Regions from separate parts of the Homo sapiens genome. Here regions 1 and 2 are each linked to region 3. The links are chromatin contacts, found by Hi-C or POLR2A ChIA-PET in ENCODE. All regions are on one chromosome and are shown on one strand. The core of a region is the stretch at or near the end of the contact, and the rest is flanking DNA. Distances in the headings are between cores, read along the strand shown. Region 1 overlaps TMC6 (transmembrane channel like 6). Region 2 holds the start of TMC8 (transmembrane channel like 8). Region 3 holds the start of CYTH1 (cytohesin 1).

Region 1 (4,270 bases), core at 555-3,054, 670 kb before region 3:
ACCCAGCCGTGGGGCCGCGGGCTGGACATCCAGTGGGAGTGGGAAGCCGCCGTCTCAAGGCAGAATTCCCTCTCTGGGACACCTCGGGTTTTGCTCTTAAAGCTTTCAGCTGATAGGATGAGGCCCACCCACATTCTCAAGGATGATCTTTAGGTGAAATCGACTGTAGGTGTTCACCACATTCCAGCAGCACACGATCACAGCAACACCTCGGCCCCTCTCGATGAGATCACTGGGCCCCACAGCCTGGCCTGGTTGACACGAAAGACTGACTAGCACACACGGTAATTCTCCAGAAATATCCAGGCCAAGTTCTTCCACTTTCCTGTCATAAGCAGCTAGTACTGTCCTTTGTGAGGCTGGCAAGATGGGCTCAACAGGTCACAACCAATGATCATGCTGGCAAGCCAGCAGTGGCAGGCGCACGTCCCCAGCCAGAGAGGGACCGTGATGGTTTGGAGGACAGCATCTGCACAGATAGGGGCTGGAAACCCTACGTCGGTCCCTGTGGACTGTCACGTCACTTTCTGGACTGCCCACGCAGCTTCACCCAGCAGCACTCGCACCTGAAGATGCTGCCACAGTTGGCTGCCCAGAATCAGCACCAGCTACTTGCTGAGGCCCAGAAGCACCACTTGGCTCAGATCCACCCAGATGCCAACTCTGTCGGGCCCCTGTGGCAGCACCCAGATGTCTGCAGAGCACAGGAGCATCCCCATGGGATTGGGTGGGCTAGACCCAGCGTGGGGGTCTGCTAGCAGCCAGTGGCATCTCCATCTGGGTCTGACCCTTTTCTGGGCCCATCGCTCTTTGACCATTTCCCCACCTGGGTTCATTCCCCCAATCCCAAGCGCAGCTCCTGCAGGCCTGGAGCCCTGGGCTGTGACAGGCTGGTCCCCACAAGCCTGGAACCCTGCGCCGTGACGGGCTGGTCCCCACAGACCTGGAGCACTGGGGTCATGACGGGCTGGTCCCCGCAGGCCTGGAGCACTGGGGTCATGACGGGCTGGTTCCCGCAGGCCTGGAGCACAGGCTGACGGGCTGGTCCCCACAGACCTGGAGCACTGGGGTCATGACGGGCTGGTCCCCGCAGGCCTGGAGCACAGGCTGACGGGCTGGTCCCCGCAGGCCTGGAGCACTGAGGCTGACGGGCTGGTTCCTGCAGGCCTGGAGCACAGGCTGACGGGCTGGTCCCCACAGACCTGGAGCACTGGGGTCATGACGGGCTGGTCCCCGCAGGCCTGGAGAACTGAGGCTGACGGGCTGGTCCCCGCAGGCCTGGAGCCCTGGGCTGTGATGGGCTGGTCCCCGCAGACCTGGAGCCCTGGGCTGTCATGGGCTGGTCCCTGCAGACCTGGAGCACGGGGTCATGACGGGCTGGTCCCCGAATCCCTGTGCCCACCCCCCACAGCCTACGGTTTTCGGTATCCCACGGGCTCCTCAAACTCAGCCCAGTCAGACCCAGGATCACCACCCCCCAGCCAGCTGCTGGCAGCCAGAAGCAGGGGGCCAGCCCCACCTCACCAAGCCCTGTTCGCCTCCAAGCACAGGTGCTGGTTACCTATGCCTGGGAGGCAACTGTCCCCACAACTCATTTGCAACTGATATGTCTCCCCTCCAAGTCCCTCTCTAAATTTGTCTCCTGCTCCAGTAGATGCTACAGCATCACCCAATGGTTGACGCATCGCTCTGGTCACAATCCGTGCCTGCTCGGCTCACTTGTGCAGGTGTAAGCCCCTCCTGGGCGCGAGTTCAGGCTGGTCAAAGGCAGCAAGCGAATCAAGCCCTGGCGCGGTCCAGCCCCTGCCATCTGGGGCTTGGCCAGCAGAGGGCGCCCCCACTCCAGCTGAGGTTCCCAGGACCCAGACCTGCGCCTGGAGGTGGCCCCAGGGCAGCGGGAAGCAGGCCCCGGGTGTGGTCACAGACACAGAGCCCCAAGGGACAAGCCCATTTGCAAAACCCCTTTAATCAGAATAAATAGAGTCCCAGGCAGGGCAGAGTTCATTGGGGATGCCCAAGCCGGATTCACCCACCCTTCCAGCTCCAGCCTAGGCGCAGCTGCGGCTTTCGAGAGGCGAAACTGTCTTCCTTGTCCTGGTGTCCCAGCAGGGTCACTGGGAGGCAACAGTGTGGTCTCAGGGTGCTGGGCGGGCCCGTGAGGCCCATCGCCGTCCCCCTAGGCATCCTGTTCATCTGTGAGCAGGGCAGGGGGTGCCGCAGCCTCCTCGGTTGTCCCAACCCTGCCAGAAAGAGACATCACTGAGGGGACCCCATAAACATCAACATCCCTGCAACCTGGCTGGGCGCAGCCAAGGCCCGGCGAGGGACAGGCCAGACGCCCCACAGCCTTTCTCCTGAGATGTATTTTAGGTCCCTGTCAAAATGGCCAGGCTCCGGAGGCCAGAGAAGGCTCTAGAGAGAGTGAAGGTGGGCGCCGGGGGGGAGATTTTTGTAGGTCAAAAGCGGTCAAGTGTCAGCAATGTCGTGGTGTAGCCCCAGTGGCAGCCCTACTGTCCAGCCCTGGCCCCTCTCCCCTCCAGGCTCAGAGTGTCCCCAATCCCTCCACGGACCCTCACCTGCTCCTCTCCTCCCTCTCCTTCCTCTCGTAGATGGAGTGAAGCTTGTTGATTAAGAAGATTTTGTCCTCACCCTCCTAGAAAGGCCAGAACACAAAGGGGAGGAGAAATCATCCATCAGCCCATCCAGAGCCATCCTGTTCCAAACTGCATTTGAGGGAAAACTCACGAGGTGTATTCAACATCGCAAGCAGCAAAAACATAAAAGAAAAGGTGAAAGGGCCACCAAACAAGGACAAGGAAAAACCAAGAGCCAGGAAGTGGGCGTATGTGTGGATCTAAGCTTCCTAGTGGCCAAAGTGAAAAGGGAAATGTAATCAGCAGCCCAGAGCCAGCCTGACTCAATTTAAAACCAGCCCTGCCACGTACTGGCTCTGCCTTGGGTTACTAACTCTGTGACCTCAGTGGCAGCATCTGTAAAGGGGGATAATAACACAAGGCACAGGGTTTACATTAGTTTCCTGCTGCTGTCGTAACGAACTGTCATCAACTTCGTGGCTTAAAACACCACCGGTTTCTCAACTTTCAGTTCTGGAAGTGAGAAGTCCAAAATGAGTCTCACTGGGCTCCAGTCAAGCATGATCAGGGCTACATTCCTCCCGGAGGCTTCGGGGGAGAATCCTCTTCCTCGCCTTTTCCAACTTCTAGAGGCCCCTGGCTCTCAGCCCTTTCCTCCACTTCAAAGCCAGCAGTGGCTGCTCAAGTCCTGCTCACGTGGCACCACTCTGACCCTGACACTCCGGCCTCTGTTTTTCACCTCTAAGGACCCTGAGATCACGCTGGGCCACCACGATAATCTAGGGCCATCTCCTATCCAAAGTCAGCTGACTGGCAACTTTAATTCTACCTGCAATCGTAATTCCCCAGCCACGCAACGTAACGTATTCACAGGCTCCATCCAGTCTTAGGACGGGGACATCTTTGGGGCCAGTACTGGACTGACCCAGGGCTCTTTCGACAATGAAATGTGACAAGCAGAGGGGGCACTTAGCAAAGGATCTGGTGCACCGAAACACTGATCATCAGTGCCTGGGTCAGACCGGGATTCCCCGCCCGGAGCTTCACACAGAGAACAGGAGTTCTGTCAAGAGCCACACGGATTGGCTCTGGGCACCTGGCAACCTGGCTCAGCCTAGGAGGACCACTTAGAATACCTTCAAGGAGAGACCATGGGCCCCTTAAGCAACAACCTAAGTAGCTTCTATCGAGTTGCTGATGAGTATGGAGGGGCTGTGCACTTGAGCCATGCCGACCTGCACGGGGAAAACTCAGACCGACAGCCCCAAAGACGGGTCAGAGCTCGGCCTTGGGTAGACACCACAGCCAGCATCCGCCTGGAGAAAGGTCCTTCCCATCCCAGAGCAACGGTGGGTAGAGCTGGGATTCTCCCAGCACCACTCTGCATTCCCCGCCCGGACCCACCTGGCCCTACCTGGCCCCTGGGGGCTCTGAAATGCCACCCAGTAGGGCAGGAGCCATTCCCCACTTCCAATATCTACAGCCAGACAACCACCGCAGCCGAGATGCCAGGCTTTCAGCTCTATGTGGTGAAACGGGAAAGGCAGGAGATGGGACAGTGTGTACTACAGTGTTTACAACCCAAGCAATGTGGGAGCCGTCCCATGAGTGCTTGGGACGAGCTGGGACGAGCTGCCTGGAGCCCTGGATCCTGGCACCAACTAGCCAGCAGCAGG
Region 2 (2,556 bases), core at 1-2,500, 650 kb before region 3:
CCCATTTGGAAGGGAGGGTCATTCCTGGCGGGGAGAAGCCATGAAGCAGGCAGGGTGAATGTGAGCTGGGGCCCAGGAGGGCAGGAGAGGGCACTGCTGCAGGGGAGAGCAGGCAAGCAAAAGCGAGGACCAGGCAGGGGTCAAGGCTGGGGCCTTTTGGAGCTGCCAGTGTGGTCCTCAGATGGCTACCCCAAGCTGGTTCTTGGCAAGTGGCACCCTGGCATGGAGACCCAGCCCCTGCCTCTCCTCCCACTGCTTCCCCCTCCCTGCATACCCACACTGAATTTGCATGAATGCCACCTCCTCTGGGGAGCCTCCCCAGATTGAACCCTGGTGGAGCACCTACCACTTCCTATTGACATGTACATCTGTGGTTCTGTGCCCCCTCCTACCCCAGCCCACTGTGTGCCCAGCACCAGCACATAGCTTGCGCCTGACACACAGAAAGGACTCTGGAAACCAGGAAGGAGGTGGGCAGAGAGGCAGAAAAGCTATGAACATTCAGACCTGAGATGACTGGGCCCTATAGCAGGTAGAGAGGGAGCAGAGAGGAAGGGCTGCGGGCTTCCCAGGGGCCCAAGGACAGAGAATTGGCAAAGATATGTCTTAAACATCTAGCCTGGGAGAGCATGAATGGAGCCAATTCCTGAGCACTTACTACCGGCCAGGTGCTAGGCCTGGGTCTTGGCACAACCATAACGCCAATGACAGGGGCTGGAAGTACAGCAGTAACACCAAGAGTATCTGGAAACCCAGCAGCCAGGTTCTGGGGAGCCCACCATCCTGTCATTATCACACCCTCCAGGGTGAGGCCGGCAGATAAAGAGTTTGGCCCCTGTGCCCCCACCGTTCCCATCCCCACCCATGTCAGGCTCCCAGCTCAGGCCTCGAGGTCAAGTCCTGCCTATCCAGGCTGGAAGGAGTTGAACAGAGAGGGCCTCAGCTGCAGGCTGGACATCCCTGGAGGCAGCCAGGCGGCAGACCCGGACCAGTGGACCCTAGGGCTGCAGGAGACCAGGCCCTGACTCCTGTGCAGAGGGGAAGGGTGGGCCACCCGCAGCCCAGCATGCACAGAGCTCCCTGGGAGGCCAAGTGGCCTACGCCTGTCACCTTCACCTCTGCATCTCAGGGGCCCACAGGAAGTGCCTGCTTGGCCTCAGTTTAAAGCAGAGGAAACCATGGGGTGAGAGGGGAGGAGGGAGGTAGTGGAGAGGGAAGCTGGGTTTCCTGTCATATGACCCCTCCTCTGGGCTCCCTCACCACCCTGCCTGGCTTGGCAGGAGTCGTCTGAGAAGGGGACTCCTCCAGGGACTTGGTCCCTAGGTCCCCAGGTGAGCTGGATGTCCAGTGGAGGGAGAATGCAGAGGGTGAGGGGCTGTGGGGGCCAGCTAGAGCCCTGCAAGGGTAGCAGTGGGTCCCTGCTCCTGTCCCCACGGCTGGGGCTGTAGCCACAGGTCCTCATCAGGGGCTCGCGGGGTACCTGGGACTGGAGGCTGGACCACAAGAAGGAAGACAGAAGGGGGTCCCCCGACATCCAGAGTCAGATGTGGCAGATGCCGAGTCCCAGGAACTGTGGGGTTTGGGACACAGGCTCTTCCGGAAGGGCAAACTGCCACGTGGAGAAGAGAGGGAATTGTCTCTCCTTGGGGTGACGGTGGGCCCAGGCACAGGTGGATGCGGGGTGCAGCAGGTCTTGGCTTTCTTTGCCTGTGCCGGTCCAGACTTTCTGTGCCCTTTGGATCTTTCACCCCATTTGACAGATGGGGAGACTGAGGCCGTGGCTGTGTGTCCCTCTGAGAGTTGGAGCGGGGCTGGGCCCGAATTCGACCGCAGCAGGATTCTCTCTCATTTCTGAGCCCCGGAGGTGGCAGAGCGGCAGACCCGGGCAAGTGAACCCTAGGGCTGCAGGAGCCCAGGCCCCGACGCCGGCGCAGAGGGGACGGAAGGGCCCGCCCCCAGCCCAGCGTGCACAGAGGCCATAGCCAAGGCCTTAAGGCTCATCCAACCGGGGACTCATATCCCCCCCACCGGCAGCCCGGCGCCCCAGCCTCTACCCGTGCCCGCCGAGATGCTGCTGCCGCGGTCGGTGTCATCGGAGCGGGCCCCTGGGGTGCCGGAGCCGGAGGAGCTGTGGGAGGCAGAGATGGAGCGGCTGCGCGGCTCTGGGACGCCCGTGCGCGGGCTGCCCTATGCCATGATGGACAAGCGCCTCATCTGGTGGGTGCCACGCGGGCGCCAGACGGTGCGTGGGGGGGGTGCTGCGAGGCTGCCCCGTCGGATGGTGTGGGAGCACCCCGTCTGCTTGGCCCGGGTGGGCAGGGCGGGTGACTCAGGGGCGCCCCTGTCACCACCCCCGTCCAGGCAGCTGCGGGAGCCCGCGGGGGTGCAGACCTTGCGCTGGCAGCGGTGGCAGCGCCGGCGGCAGACGGTGGAAAGGCGCCTGCGGGAGGCAGCGCAGCGGCTGGCCCGGGGCCTTGGGCTCTGGGAGGGGGCGCTCTACGAGATCGGGGGTAGGACCCGCGCGACCCGCACCTCCCCTTGCCCTCTCTGGAGCCC
Region 3 (4,075 bases), core at 661-3,160:
GCAGGGCGTGGTAGCCCAGGCCTGTAGTCCAGGTTACAGGAGGGGCTGAGAAGAGAGGTGAGAGGATTGCTTGAGCCAAGGAAGCAGAGCGTGCAGTGAGCTATGAGAGCGCCCCTGCACTCCAGCCTGCGCAAGAGAGCTAGACCCTGTCTCAAAAACACAACAAAACAAACAACAAAAAAATGCACAAGCTGCTTTTACTTGTTTACTTATAAGGTAACAAGTGGGCTGGGTGTGGTGGCTCAGGCCTGTAATCCCAACACTGTGCGAGGCAGAGGTGGGAGGACTGCTTGGGTCTAGGAGTTCAAGACCAGCCTGGGTAACATGGCAAGACCCCATCTTTTAAAAAAGTAAAAAATTAGGGCTGGGCGCGGTGGCTCATGCCTGTAATCCCAGCACTTTGGGAGGCCGAGGCGGGTGGATCACCTGAGGTCAGAAGTTCAAGACCAGCCTGGCCAACATGGCAAAACCCTGTCTCTACTAAAAATACAACAATTAGACAGGCGTGGTGGCACGCGCCTGTAGTCCCAGCTACTCAGGAGCCTGAGGCAGGAGAATCGCTCAGCTCACCCAGGAGGCCGAGGTTGCAGTGAGCCGAGATGGCGCCACTGCACTACAGCCTGGGCGACAGAGTGAGACTCCGTTTCAAAAATAAAATAAAATAAAATAAAATAATAAAATAAAATAAAATAAAAAATTAGCCGGGCATGGTGGCGTGCGTATGGTTCCAGCCACTCAAGAGGCTGACGTGAGCTACGATCACGCCACTGTGCTCCAGCCTGGGTGACAGAGCGAGATCTCGTCTCTTAAAAAAAAAAAAAAAAGAAAAATGTCCCATTAGTTATTAAACTAGAATTGGGTTCCATTTGGCCACAGAGTTCTGCTTTATTTGTACTTTGCTACCAAACCACAAAAGTTCACCACTTGTTCTATTTGCCATTCTTCCTTTTAATTCCTCATGAACAAACTTAATAAATTAACTACAGCATGTCAAACAACCTTTTGCAACCCTTGCAATTTCAAACTCTTGGAGGGAGGCACCCCTGGCCTGGGCCAGCAGCCTCAACGCGCGGGAGCGAAGGGAGCGGGACAGCGGCTCCGCTTGCCAAGTCCCCAGTCAGGGGAGGAGCGGCGTCCCCACCGCGGTGCCCCTCGGGCTCCACACCCGCGTCTCGGCAGGCGGCGACGCACCGGACCGGCGGCTACCGGGCCCAGACTCCCGCGGGCAGGGCCGTCCCGGAGCCCGCGCCTCGCCGGCGGCGCCGCTCCCCGTTCTCATTTCTGAACAAAGACGTGGACCGGGCACAACTCGCTGACGCCGAGAGCGGCCGGAAACTGCGGGGAACGCGGGCCCGGCCATCCGCGCGTCCGCCCCGAGCCCCGCAGAGGGGCGGCAGGGCCAGCGACCTCCACCCCTCGGCCCCCCGGGACCCGGACTGCGACCCCTGCCCCGGGGACCCCAGCGACCCCAACGACTCTCATCCCTCAGAGCCCCTGAGATCCTGCCCCGCGACCCCAACGACCCTCATTCCTCAGAGCTCGCGGCGACCCCTGGCCCCGCGAGACCGCGAGCCCGGCCTGTGACCCCCGCCCCAGCCACCCACATCCCTCAGCGCCGCCAGCGACCCCGGCCCCGGCGACCCTCATCCCTCAAAACCCCCTGCGACCCCCGCCCCGCGAGGGCCCCGCGCACCGCTCGCCCGCCGGTCGCCCCGGGCTCCGCGTCCCGCACCAGTGTCCCCGGGAAACGCCAGCCGCCGCAAGCGCTGCCGGACGGCCGGGCCCGGAGGGGACTGGGGGACAGCGAGGGGGAAGCGTCCGCCGCCGGGGCGCACTGACCGTAGCTGTCGTCCTCCTCCATGGTGCGGGAGCCGGGCTCCGCGCTCCGGCTCGCCGCTCGCGTCCCGCCGCGCCACCCGCGCCCCCGCTCGCCTCAGCCCGGCTCGGAGCCCCGCCCCCGGCGCCCCGCGCCCCGCGCCCCGCCCGCCCGCGCCTGCGCCTGCGCCCGCCCCCTGCCCCCGGCCCGAGGCCCCGCCCCTCGCCCGAGGCCCCGCCTTCCTCCCGCGCGCGCCGCACCCCGGGTACCCGGCCTCCTCCCGAGGCTCCGGCCTGCGCACGCGCGTCCACCCGAGGCTCCTCCCCTGCCCCCGCCTCTAGACCACGCCCCCGTCCCGAGACACACACACCCCCCCCCCTTCTCCCGGTCCGCCTCCTGGGGCCGAGCAGGTTTCGGTTTCTGAAGGGCGGTGCAAGTCCCCGGGGTGGCGGACTCGACCTGGCCTGCAGCCAGGCTACTGCACGAAAGCCCAAGGTCGTGTCCGGCCACTGAAGGGCAGGGTGGTCCTTGCTGACGCCAACCTGGAAGGTCAGACCCGGCCCCAGCTTGCCAGGGAGGGCCCGGTCCTTGGCGAAAGGCCACAAAAGCTATTTGAAGTCATTTACTCCTGCGTTCAGAACCTTTACATGCTGTATGTCCTAAGTTTACTGCTTCTACTTCTTTTTATTTGTCCTGAGTTTTACCTGGGTCAAGATTGAAAGGAGGGCACTTCAAGTCCCAGCGTTTTGGATTTTATTTATTTATTGGAGACGAGTTTCGCTCTTGTTGCCCAGGCTGGAGTGCAGTGGCCCGATCTCGGCTCACTGAAACCTCCGCCTCCCGGGTTCAAGCGATTGTCCTGCCTCAGCCTCCTGAGTAGCTGTGATTACAGGCATGTGCCACCAGGCCCGACTAATTGTATTTTTAGTAGAGACGGGGTTTCGCCATGTTGGCCAGGCTGGTCTCGAACTCCTGACCTCAAATAATCCGCCTGCCTCGGCCTCCCAAAGTGCTGGGATTACAGGTATGAGCCACCGCGCTCGGCCTTCTCTTTCTTTATGACAGAGGACAATCCCACTGCTGCAGAATGCCAGCACCAGAACCCCCCTTTCCCCCTGCAGTCACTTGTGGCTCCTGCACCCTACACAGAACACTCACTGAGAACTCCACAGAGATCCCTGGACTGCTGGGAATTTTTTGGACCAACCAAAAAACGGGAGTAAAAGCCACAGAACTCTTTCCTTGTGGGCCCACCTGTCCTGAGTTTTACTATTTTTCTTTTTCTTTTATTTATTTATTCATTTTGAGACAGAGTCTCACTCGCTGTGTTGCTCAGGCTAGAGTACGGTGGCACCATCATGACTCCCTGCAACCTCTGCTTCCCAGGCTCAAGCAGTTCTCCCACCTCAGCCTCCTGAGTAGCTGAGACTGCAGGCACCGGCCACCATACCTGGTTAATTTTTGTATTTTTTGTAGAGACGGAGGTTGCTAGGTTGCCCAGGCTGGTCTCGAACTCCTAGGCTCAAGTGATCCTTTCTCTTTGGTCTCCTTCCTTGGCCTCCCAAAGTACTGGAATTACAGGCGTGAGCCACCACGCCTGGCTGGATTCATGATCTTAACCTTCACTGACTTTACCAGATTGTCCAGTTTTACAGGTGACCTTAGAGAGTCACATTTTGGCCCTAACGTGTCCTTGGGCTTCGGCGTGTGAGGTCAGAGACCCAGCTGCATTTTGTTCCTCTTGGCCTAGACTTAGGACACTTTTAGAATTGACCCCACATTGACCTGGCAAATCTTCTCAAACCATCTGTCACATGGGCTAATGGAGCACTGAGCCTCTCCCCCAGTATTTGCCATCCTCTGTTTCACTCCCTACTTCACTTCTAACCCCAGACTCACCAGAAGGTTCAAGGTATCTTCGAGCTGGCTTTCTTCCCTTATCAGTATGCAAGTCCCAGACCACCTCAGCTCTTGCTCAAAGACCAGAACTCCAGAAGAAAAGCGATTCAGATGGCATGTTAATTCTTACTATCAGCACTCTAGACCTCTTAGCTGAACTCACCAACTGAATAGATTTGGAGAGGGAGGGATACTGGTATTACTGCTAATCACAGATTAGCAGAGAACATGACTGTTTACAAATTCTGTTCCCTTATATTGTTCCATTAGACTGGTGTTTTTCAGCTGGGTGAAGTGGTTCATGCCTATAACCCCAGTACTTTGGGAGGCCAAGCTAGGAAAACTGCTTCAGGGCAGGAG

Evidence for each region. Hi-C counts contacts between places; a loop is a spot of excess contacts on that map. ChIA-PET counts read pairs that join two places held with the same protein, here RNA polymerase II (POLR2A). Pooled maps may share reads with other maps.
Region 1: a pooled map shows a loop between it and region 3 (3-fold over the local background). The contact joins the enhancer-like site here to the promoter of CYTH1 in region 3. A Hi-C loop is called at or near these places in 2 of 37 single-sample maps with no recorded cell type and 4 of 50 pooled maps. POLR2A ChIA-PET finds 5 or more read pairs at or near these places in 1 of 52 experiments (CD4-positive, alpha-beta T cell).
Region 2: a map of CD8-positive, alpha-beta T cell shows a loop between it and region 3 (3-fold over the local background). The contact joins the promoter of TMC8 here to the promoter of CYTH1 in region 3. A Hi-C loop is called at or near these places in 1 of 168 maps with a recorded cell type or tissue (CD8-positive, alpha-beta T cell), 2 of 37 single-sample maps with no recorded cell type and 9 of 50 pooled maps. POLR2A ChIA-PET finds 5 or more read pairs at or near these places in 4 of 52 experiments (CD4-positive, alpha-beta T cell, H1, OCI-LY7 and 1 more).

Annotation. Positions count from the first base shown.
Region 1 is chr17:78,110,972-78,115,241 of GRCh38, forward strand. TMC6 (transmembrane channel like 6) reads right to left here. Exons shown (of 20, transcript NM_001127198.5): 19 at 2,577-2,653; 20 at 1-2,240. The coding sequence ends at 2,177. Among named protein-coding and RNA genes, the nearest start is that of TMC6, 16 kb to the right of the region's middle. RefSeq lists an enhancer at 1,620-1,679. Within about 2 kb of position 1,805, at least 11 of the 41 ENCODE cell types and tissues checked have a DNase peak (open chromatin) inside an H3K27ac peak, as active enhancers do; they include CD4-positive, alpha-beta T cell, where a contact is called at or near this core.
Region 2 is chr17:78,129,521-78,132,076 of GRCh38, forward strand. TMC8 (transmembrane channel like 8) reads left to right here and starts at 1,251. Exons shown (of 16, transcript NM_152468.5): 1 at 1,251-1,331; 2 at 1,761-2,217; 3 at 2,362-2,510. The coding sequence starts at 2,069. It also overlaps a transcript of TMC6 not described here. RefSeq lists an enhancer at 1,329-1,458 and a silencer at 1,939-2,458.
Region 3 is chr17:78,780,363-78,784,437 of GRCh38, forward strand. It overlaps CYTH1 (cytohesin 1), which reads right to left and starts at 1,911. Exons shown (of 14, transcript NM_004762.6): 1 at 1,840-1,911. The coding sequence starts at 1,861. RefSeq lists an enhancer at 1-12 and silencers at 1,031-1,430, 1,691-1,970, 2,011-2,170.